Linked DNA regions of Homo sapiens: region 1 is linked to region 2. The links are chromatin loops, found by intact Hi-C in ENCODE. Cell type or tissue: Caco-2. All regions are shown on one strand.

The links. Hi-C counts contacts between places; a loop is a spot of excess contacts. Peaks named below come from ENCODE experiments on the same cell type or tissue, not always from the same donor. Only the 100,000 strongest peaks of a DNase experiment are listed, where the experiment ranks them.
Region 1: a loop joins it to region 2, with 2.4 times the contacts of the local background. A loop is called at or near these places in 6 of 110 quality-filtered maps.

What each region holds. Positions count from the first base shown.
Region 1 is chr2:60,558,243-60,563,242 of GRCh38, forward strand. No RefSeq gene overlaps it. Among named protein-coding and RNA genes, the nearest start is that of BCL11A, 7.1 kb to the left of the region's middle. In Caco-2, a CTCF peak has its summit at 2,686 (motif pointing right); no DNase peak of the experiment used is centred here.
Region 2 is chr2:60,213,105-60,218,104 of GRCh38, forward strand. No RefSeq gene overlaps it. Among named protein-coding and RNA genes, the nearest start is that of MIR4432, 170 kb to the right of the region's middle. RefSeq lists enhancers at 1,256-2,276, 1,935-2,435, 2,436-2,936. In Caco-2, no CTCF peak of the experiment used is centred here; no DNase peak of the experiment used is centred here.

The sequences.
Region 1 (5,000 bases), 350 kb after region 2:
GAAACCCCATCTCTACTAAAAATACAAAAAATTGCTGAGCATGGTGGCGCATGCTTGTAGTCCCACCTACTTGGGAGGCTGAGGCACAAGAATCGCTTGAACCTGGGGGACAGAGGTTGCAGTGAGCCAAGATCACATCACTGCACTCCAGCCCGGGCAACAGCCTGTCTCAAAAAAATAATAATAAAAATGTTAGGGAGTTGCTTGTGGAAGAGGATGAGCTTCTTTTTCCTCCTCTACTCCCAGTGTGACCCACAGGTTGGGAGGTCCCTGGAGGACAGTATCTATACCTTCTACAAAGGCACAGACATCTCTCAAGGAGGCTCCTGGGAGAACCATTAGTCTGGCATCTTTCTCTCCAGGCTCCCTGGGCCTTTAGCTAGCTAGCAGTCAGCGCTTCAAACACCTGAATGAACCTATCCAAAGAAAAAGGAAAAGGAAAGAAGGAAGAAAGGAAGGAAGGAGGGAGGGAGGGAGGGAGGGAGGAAGGAAGGAAGGAAGGAAGAAAGAAAGAAAGGAGGGAGGAAGGGAGGGAGGGAGGAAGGAAGGAGCGAGCTGAACCTGCTCTAAGTCTATACTTTCCTCTAGATGAGGCTGCTGTGTGCTAAGTCAATAATGTATGGGGAAGAGGGAGCAGTAGTCTTACCACATAAGTAAGGGGCCCCTTGGAAGAGACAAAGAGTTCTAGTTAGAACGCTACTGAATGAAATGCTCAGTTTAGCTTCCTAATATTGACATCAAAGACACAGAGGTGCTGGGCAATGCTGCCAGTCCAATGAATGTACTGCACTAGAGAGTTCCTAATGCAATAATCAGCACACAGTAGATGTCCAATAAATGGTCTTTGATAAATAATAAATTAATAAAGTTATCTGATAAATAATAATTTGATAAATAATAAACTAATAAATCCTATCACCACATACATGAAACCAACATAACCATCCAAATTCTATTCATTTTCCCCCAAAACTAATAAGGCTTTGATCAGGCAACCCTATTCCAAGAGTGTGTTTAAACATAAAAGTGATTCCCACCAAGGATGGTGAGCTCAGAAAAGATTATCTCGAATATCAGAGCAGCTGAACAAGTAACAATACAAGATATTTCCATCGTCTCCAGCAGCATACATTATCAAATATCTTCCAAATAAGCCAGTATCAATAAGCTGGTATCAAATGATTTCTTTTTTTTTTTAACATTGCTTTTGGATACGTACAAAACTGCTTTCTCAAATGAGACTACTTTTAAAGGAAAAAAAATACAATCAAAACAACCAAAAATAAAAGGTATTTCAAACTTGATTCTCTATGCTTCCCTACCCCATGCATCTTTTACCTTTAGCAAGGGAATAATTTTTTAATACGTGTTTTTCAAACCCAATCTTAAAAACAACCTTCACCTATATGCCTCTCTCTTTCCCTCTCTCTCGTAAATAAAAAAAAAAGCAACACACACACACACACACACACATCTGGTCTGACATTTTGTACAGCCAGCTTCAGCCCAATGTGATTTAAAACAATGTGAGTTAAAAACCTCTTAAAATTTGGGTTTATAATGGAAACGCTGACAGACTCTTAATTATAGCAGCCCTGCCAGACACTGCTATAATGAAATAGTTGTGCTTTCATTACTATAGAGGCACTATAGTTAAGGGTCTGTCAGTGTTTCTATTATAAACCCCAAGTTTAAGAGGTTTATAACTTGGGCTATTTAAATGGCACTGGGTAGAATTCAAGTTATCAGTCCAGATGTGAACTTGTTTTATAAAAGGCAGAATAACTCAGCTGAGGAAGCTTTTGGATCTCTCTCTCTCCTCTTTCTCTCTCTCTCTCTCTCTCTCCTGTTTCTCTCTCTCTCTATCTCTTCTGTTTCTCTCTCTCTCCCTCTCTCTCCTCCAGAACATTTCAGAATGTTTTTAGTAGTTTCAGATGGTCTTATTGCCAACTTCCAGCTATGACTTCACTGCCTGAAAGGAAATTTTATAGGCAGTTAGTCCTTTATTTGGACAAGTACTCTTTGCGATTTTATAAGTTTTTATTATTTTATCCTGGAGTATGTATGTGTGGGTGTGTGTGTTCCTACATATATATAGGCGCACACACAGAAAGAAACAACTTAAAAATCAAGACTATATGCCAAGGAATGTTGCGACCTCATACATATACACAGAGGTATGCATTCTGTGCTACCTTCTGATGAAAAAGTATGAACTTACCAGAAAGGAAAAATAAAGCACCTCAGATCATCTTAATCCTGTCTACCAACTGTGTGGTAAAAATAAGAGTTAGTATTCACATCTTATTTCATAAAAGGTACAGCTTTCCTGGCATCACTTGGTTTGTTTGGAAGGCAATAGCATGGTGCAGTCATCCTGAGTTACCCAAGGACTGTACACAAACACCATGTATTTCTCTGCTTGACTTTGACTGTTGACAGATTGATGAAGAATTTACTTTGTATAATCCGGTGGACCAGAGTTTTGAAATATGTACTATTAACCTGGTATACCACCACCATAATATGAAACTAATGTTTATGGGTGATGATGTGGCCGATGCTGAGTATATGCATGAGGAAAACAAGGATGGTGGTGGTAATGATGATGATGGTGGCGATAGAGGTGGCGGTGGTGGTGATGATGATACTGGTGGTGATGGTGATGGAGAAGGTAGTGCTGATGGGGTGGGGAGTGGCAGTTTCTCTAATTAACATGTCCACCAGAGGGCAGTAGAAATAGGATGAAAGATGGGGTAAGGTTAGAAGCTCTAACACTTTGTTTCTCCAAATCTTGTTGCTTTAGAAAAGCCACTCCATAAACATCAGGTGGCGGACAAGTTAAAGTGAAGTTTTTAAATGCATGCAGCTCATGGCACCTCCACCAAAATGTGACCTTGGCTGGATGTTGTTGGCAGACCCTAAGGTCACTGACTTCACACAGAAAGGCCCACCAAGAGCTATGCAGCAACCACATCTGCATTCAGAAATCTTTTCACTTTCAGAAGAGCAGTTCCTTTCCTCTATTCCCTCTGACTGGGATCAGACCACCAAATTAGGCCACTGAGGACCACAGGCTTTGATCGTTCTCACTTCACAATAGCTTTAGTTGGTCTCCTCTGGAATTCAATGAGTGACAAAAGGGAAGCAGTCATCAAAACATGTCACCAGGCTCAAGTTCCTTCTCTACCAGTGTCTCATAAACCCCATAATTGCCTAACCCCATAACCACTCCAGCTGAATGCCAGTCATTCCCAGAGAGCACTGCACAGCCCAGACTATTCTGGTCCCTTCTCTAGAAATTAAGACTTTTTTTGTGTGTGATAGTCAATAGTCTTTTTTGGTTTTTTCTTGTCAAATTCAGCAAAGGGAACTTTTCTAGGAGAAAATACCTATCCCTCTGTCATCTTTCTTTGGCAGCTTAGTAGAGAATAAACAAATCTCTCTATTCTCCCATTCCCAGTTGCACACAATTTGCCTGTTTTCTCTTTCTCTTAAAAAAAAAAAATCCTTGCACAAGTTCAGTTATCTGAACCTCCAGATTCCTATAAAATGAAGAATCTGGTCCTAAGAATTGTTATTCTTTCCTTCTTTATGGAGCACTGCACTGTGCAAACATAAGATGTGGTCCCTGCTTTTGGATGATTGGTTTTGTTTTGTTTTGTTTTTTAAGGCGGTAAGACACACATACACAGGCACAAGCATGTCACATAAAGTTCACCAGTCACACATGCCAAAGCCATACAAATGCACACTATTATCCTATTTTGTATAGCCCTAGCTTCATATTACTAATTTGAGCGGTTCTAAACCTATAGCGAGGATCTATGTGAGGCAACACAGCTCTGGTCACTCTGACACCAGATTTGTACTTTCTGGAGAAAAACTTGATTTCCCATAAATGAGAATGGTAAATAATGAGGTCTGGTCATAGATATCTGTGATCATCTATCTCTATCACAGTTTTTATAATGTTTTCAAATGGCTTAACTAGTTACTTTTGAGAAATGAGCTTTCTGTGCTACCACTTGTTTTGTAGGCAATATTATGGACTATTCCTAGCATGTATTTGTGAATGTGCCTTTTTTTTTTTTTTGAGTCGGAGTCTCGCTCTTTCACCTCTGGAATGCAGTGGCACAATCTTGGCTCACTGCAACTTCTGCCTCCAGGTTCAAGCAATTCTCCCTCCCTCAACCTCCTGAGTAGCTGGGATTACAGGTGCCCACCACTATGCCAGGCTAATTTTTGTATTTTTTTAGTAGAGAGGGGGTTTCACTATGTTGGCCAGGCTGGCCTCGAACTCCTGACCTCACGTGATCCACCCACCTCAGTCTCCCAAAGTGCTGGGATTATAGGCGTGAGCCACTGCGTCCAGCCAATTTTTTGTTTTGGTTCCCTAACACATAGTAGGCACTTAATACATTTCCTGAATCAAGGAATGAATTCCACAAATATATTTTCAGTTGCTGCTGCCAGTGAAAAAGACATGGGTATTTGCGTTGCTCACTAATAAGTACTCAATAATTGAAAATTATATTATTTTATTTCATTTTTTAAATAGTTAAGAAACATGGGCCATTTGCACTGCTATTTAACCTACATATTATAAACTCCACACCCACTTCCATCAGGGGGAAACAATTACATGTCTCTCTGTGTATATTCCATATAATATCTGTGTATATATGTGTGTATAATATCTTTGTATATATGTCATAAAAGCCACCACATCACCCAAGTCCTAAGTTGTTAGAGCTTATAGGGCACAGTCTCTGTCATTTTCATCTTTCTCTCCCTCAGCACAGAGTAGAACCTTAGGAAAATGTCTGGTACATGAACAAAGACTTACAAAGTAAACCACTTAGATTCCCAGGAACTTCAAAATCCTATCTACCATAGACAAAATGTCCTTTTTATTGTTCTCAATTCTCAGATTTTGAAATGCAGCAAAATATTCAAACAGCCAAATTTCAAGAGCATCATAACAGAGTAACTCTGAG
Region 2 (5,000 bases):
GTTCCCAGTAGCTTCTGGGAGCTTCCTCACCCAAGAGGACCAGGCTCATCAGATCACAAACAATTGCATCTGTTTTCCTGGCTGTAGCCATTATATGAACAAAACTGGCCCCCATTGTCCCATATAGCCCTCCTGAGTCGCCCTAGCTCTCCAAACTCCAGCCAGGGCCATGTGACTATATTGAAACCAACTTGCCCTTAACTTTGGAAAATTAGCCACTCTCCTCCTTGCTGTGCCATGTCAAAATTGAAGAGTAAACAGAGGTCCCCCCAATCCCCCTGATTGCATTAATCATTCAAATGACGTATTAGCATTCTTCAGACTCTTCTGTTGTGCTTCTAAATTAACACCTCCAGGTTCAAGGGAATAGAAATTAACTGAATTATCTGGCAGCCCCAGATGTCCTAGCATGCTCTTCCTTCTTGCTGATTTAATATGCCTGAAGAACAGTTATGAGGCAGAAACACCGCTAATGGTCAAGAAATAATTTATGACATGTGTAACCAATAGCCTTAGCCCTCCTCCCACATTCCAAAGTTGTCCAGATTCCAGGTGAACCCTGGTTACCATGGGGACCCCATTGCCATTGGGCATGGCCACCTTACTAAAGCTAGGAGTCCAACTGCCCAGGACCAGCTGCATAGACCCCAGAAGCAGAGCTCCAGAGCTGGCCTGAGGGGTCTGTCCCAGAGAGCAAGAGAGGGTGTGAGAGGAGAGCCTGTGGGATCCAAAAAGGGGCCTCTCTGGTACTTCCCAGCTCTGGCCATGAGCAACCTTCTTGTCGAGGCATGAAAAGGATCAGCGATTGATTCCACAGAGCTGTGGAAGGGCTTTTTAGAACATTGATGTAATCCTTCACAACAGAAGCCAGTTTCCCTTGGGGGTTAATCCTGTCATTTGGGAGTGTCTCCAGGGCATTAAGCCATAATTGCTTGCGTAACTCCGAGAGGCAAACAGGAAGCTGGAGCACACATTCATTCAGAAGCTTCCTAGAGCAGGCAGGTCCCGTCCTTGGCATTGCAGCTCCTTCCAGACCAAAGCGCCATGGCCCATCCATTCTGAAGGGTGTCCCCCAAAAAGAAGGAAGCCTGAGAGCCCACAAAGGAATCTCACCCCTATCCTGGCTCCCAGCTGCCTGGCTGTCCCCAAGCTAGGAGTAGGGAGATGAGGATCAGGGGAGGGTCAACACGAGGCGTCACCTGCACCGAGGGGCCTCACAATAACAGGCAGAAATGCAAACGCTTTCGCCATGCCTTGGTGGGAACTGAAACATCAGATGTTTATTAAATGCCATAGCGGTGGCGACTACTTTGCACAGTGAGCCCAGAAGTGTATGCTGTCACTTTAAAAAAAATTGAGCCGATGCCAGGCTAGTCATGGTAATGCTCCCATGGCATGATTAGATTCATGCCCAGGGTTGTATTTGCATATGATATTCAGGGCATGATTTTTTTATTGTTCTTAATCAGAGCCGAATGTCAACAAAATAAATGAAGTTGCGAGTTGAAGTGAAATTTTTATCACATCAGGGATGTGCTTTTTCTCCCATTTATCACAGCCCATATTGAGAGAGTGAAATTTTTTGAAAATGTGGTAATCAATGGAAGAGCTCCATATGGCAGGGATCAAAGGTGTTACATAGTGTGTGGTTCTGCTTTATTGCCAGCCAGTACTGTTAATTGGACAACAAGATCAGAGGCAATATTAAAATCCAATTAAATTGATATGAACAGATTGCCAAGTGATGTACACTAATGTATAATTGAGTATCAAGCGAATGCAAGTCCCCGTCTTCTGCTTCTACCTCCTGAATAAATGATGGCGCCATAGAGGACAGAAACAAGTTTGCACATTAGCTGCACAGCTCTGGGCTCTCATTTGTTACTTTCAGAGTTGATGACTTTTGGTTTTCCTCCTAGTCTGTCTTAAAGAGACAGGCCCATTCCCTGTCCCCCAAGCCCCCACCCTTTACCCCCCACCTGGGGTGGGTTTTCTTCCCCGAAATCATTTTCCCCTTTCGGGGCCTGGAAATGAAACCCATGTTTCATATGCTTCATTACATGTCTATTATATAGCAGGTCTTAAAGAGCAGTGCATTGATAATATATTGTGCTAGTTGTAAATGATCTGTCCATCTGGAGCGGCACGCTAACACATTTCTAATGCCGTTTCCCAGATATAAATTATAGCAGAATGTTTCTCAAGCTGAAAGGAAAGAGAAAGCAAGCAAGCAAAGCCCTGAATGAACACTGTCAGAATACCTCGGCACACAAAGGAGGGCCGGAGCCGCAGGTGAAAGAGTTGTCTGGGATGTGGATCCCCGGAGTGGATCCTGTGGCCCAAGCTCCTGACTGGTTACCAGCAGGAGCTGAAGTGGGCCTCCATTCATTCGTCTCCAAACAAGGCCGGGAAGGGACAGATCGAGAGGAAAGCAGGCCCTCCCACTCAATTAGAGCAATTAGCTCACAGGCCGTACAGGGGCCAGGCCTGGCTGAATGGGATCCCCCAGCCCCACCGTTTGTTATCCGAGCTGAGCTCACACAAATTAATGAGGAGAGGGAATGAGGAAAGCCAAGGGCTGTTGCTGGCAAACACTCTGGGGGCCTCGTCCCTTCCTCCTGCAAGAACAGCCCCAGATTACCCCCAACAATAAAACCTGTTAACTTATACAACTTTGCTTAAGAAACAAGCCTGATGGGACGTTGGCAGACTTCCCTGCTGCCAACCGAGAACTATTGCGGGCAGCCGCGGGCTTCTCAGGACTTAAGCGCATGATGGAATGGTAAACGAGGGAGCAGACTGTTTATTCCAGCAGCCAGATTGTTTCTGGCCATAAAGTTCTGTGTTTGGAAAGTTGTTTTTTTTTTTCTCCCCGGTATATTACCAAAAAAAAAAAGGGGGGGAGAAGAGGGTGGAGAAAGAGGTACTGAGCAAAGATTATGTTTTATTTTTTATTCAAGCTGTTCCAAAAAAAGCATCGACCTTCCTGGGTTTAAATGGACTCTGCTAATAAATACATAAGCCCATTTCAGTATTGCAGAAAAGGGAAAGGAAGAAGGAAGCGAGTCCAAGCTGGAGCAAGGAGGAGCGGTGTTATTAAAACAAATTCTAAGGAATGAGGTTTCAACTAGTTTGGAATTTGAGTTGCAAAATTAGGCACATTTCAAGTTTTGATCAAATATTTATGTTTCTTTACAAATAGGTACACACTTTAAGAGATTAGATTTTATTCGTGGGCCTTAAAAAAACTGAGATGATATCTACACTCATAAACCAGTTTCAATTGTATTTTTTGGCTTATATTAGTCAAAACAAGTGGCAGATTCCTGGTCAGTAGCTACTTACTAAGCAACTGATAAATCAAAATGATGTTTTGCTTTCTTTTCCCCAAACCCTCCTGACTTAGGTCCAAACAGCCTCATATTTGCAGTTCACCTTGAAAGTGGAGCAAAGAGAAACTCCAAGTGGAGGCAGACCTACCACACACCTAGCAACACCGTTGAAACCTGGGATTCTGCCCCCACAAACCACAACAGATAAAGCCGGTGAAGGCTGGCGTCCTATTAAGTGAGGAAAGCAAGACCAGACTGTCTTTTGCCTAGAGCAGAAGTGTGCTTTTTAATAAGGCAGGCAGCTCAGGGCTGTAACTCCTCTCTGTAGCAAGAGTTTCCCCACAGGTAACAGAAGGATGGGCTCTCTAGCATGGTACTCAAGGTCTCTTGGAATTAGGGTGGAGCAGTTTCTAGAAGCTGCTGTTTTACCTGAATTTCATGGTGCCTACTTGCGCATACTGTGAGCACTGGGTTGCCAAAAGCAGCTCTAAGATGGGAGGAAGCAAGGAAAGACCCTGAAATATCTTTTTTTTTTTTTTTCACATTATGGATGGATGTGTAGCATGAGAATAAAGTCACAGATGTTTGGGGTAGTTTGTTACTTCAGCATAACCTAATCCCCCGACAGATACAATGAACTTAATATTTTAGCAAAATAAATTGAGTAGTCTGCAACAAACAAAAAGTACGTTGTTTATCTTGAAACAACGTCAGCCTCACTTGGTAACAGTGCCCCAATATTTCTGGACCTGTTCTGGTGCTCAAAATGTGGAAAATCAAAACATCTGAAGAACTGGGTGATACTGATCAGAACAGCTCCTACAGTAGAACTGCTCTTGGTGCCCATCACTGTGCAGTGCATTTCAGAACCTTTCTTCTTTCACTCATCACAACCTGCAAAGTAAGAGACATTATGCTCGTATTTTCAGAGGAAGCAACTGAATCTCAGAGACGTTAAGTAACTTTCCAGAAGTCACACAGGGAACGAGACAAAACTGAAATTTAAATACAGACCTACCTAAATTTAATCTATATTTTTTTCTTACTTTTGTCCTACACAATCCAGCCTCCCACAGTTGCTTCATAGAAAAGATCAGTCATTCCAAAGTCTATTTAAACTATAAACTTGAACCCATCACCACATGGAGACCTGGATTCAAGATGCTTAAAGAAATGACAGTTATTCCTGAAAAGACCAAGGAGAGTCTCATAGGTGGTTCTGAAGGCAATGCATTAGGAATCTGGGGCCCTGGGTGTCAGGATTTTTGCTAACACATATTATGGCTGTGAGTAAGTCACTTCCACTCTATGTTCTACTTCCTCTAGAAACAGTGGCACCAGCAACCTACCTGTTCTCTTAAATGCAGATTTGTTTTAAACACTGAAATCACTTTAAATTCTTCAGGGAAGAAAACAATCTAACCAAATCACCATTATTATCATATATCTATGTTGTAATGATCAGGACCATTCTCATTCATTCTGATTTTCTTCCTTCCAGGAAACATGAAAGGATTTGAAATTAAGTGTGGCCATGTATTTTTGGACAACACAGAAAGTGGTTAAGTGTCTCTCCCGATAGAACTTTTTTTTTTTTTTTTTTTTTTTGAGATGGAGTTTCGCTCTTATTGCCCAGGCTGGAGTGCAGTGGTGTGATCTCTGCTCACC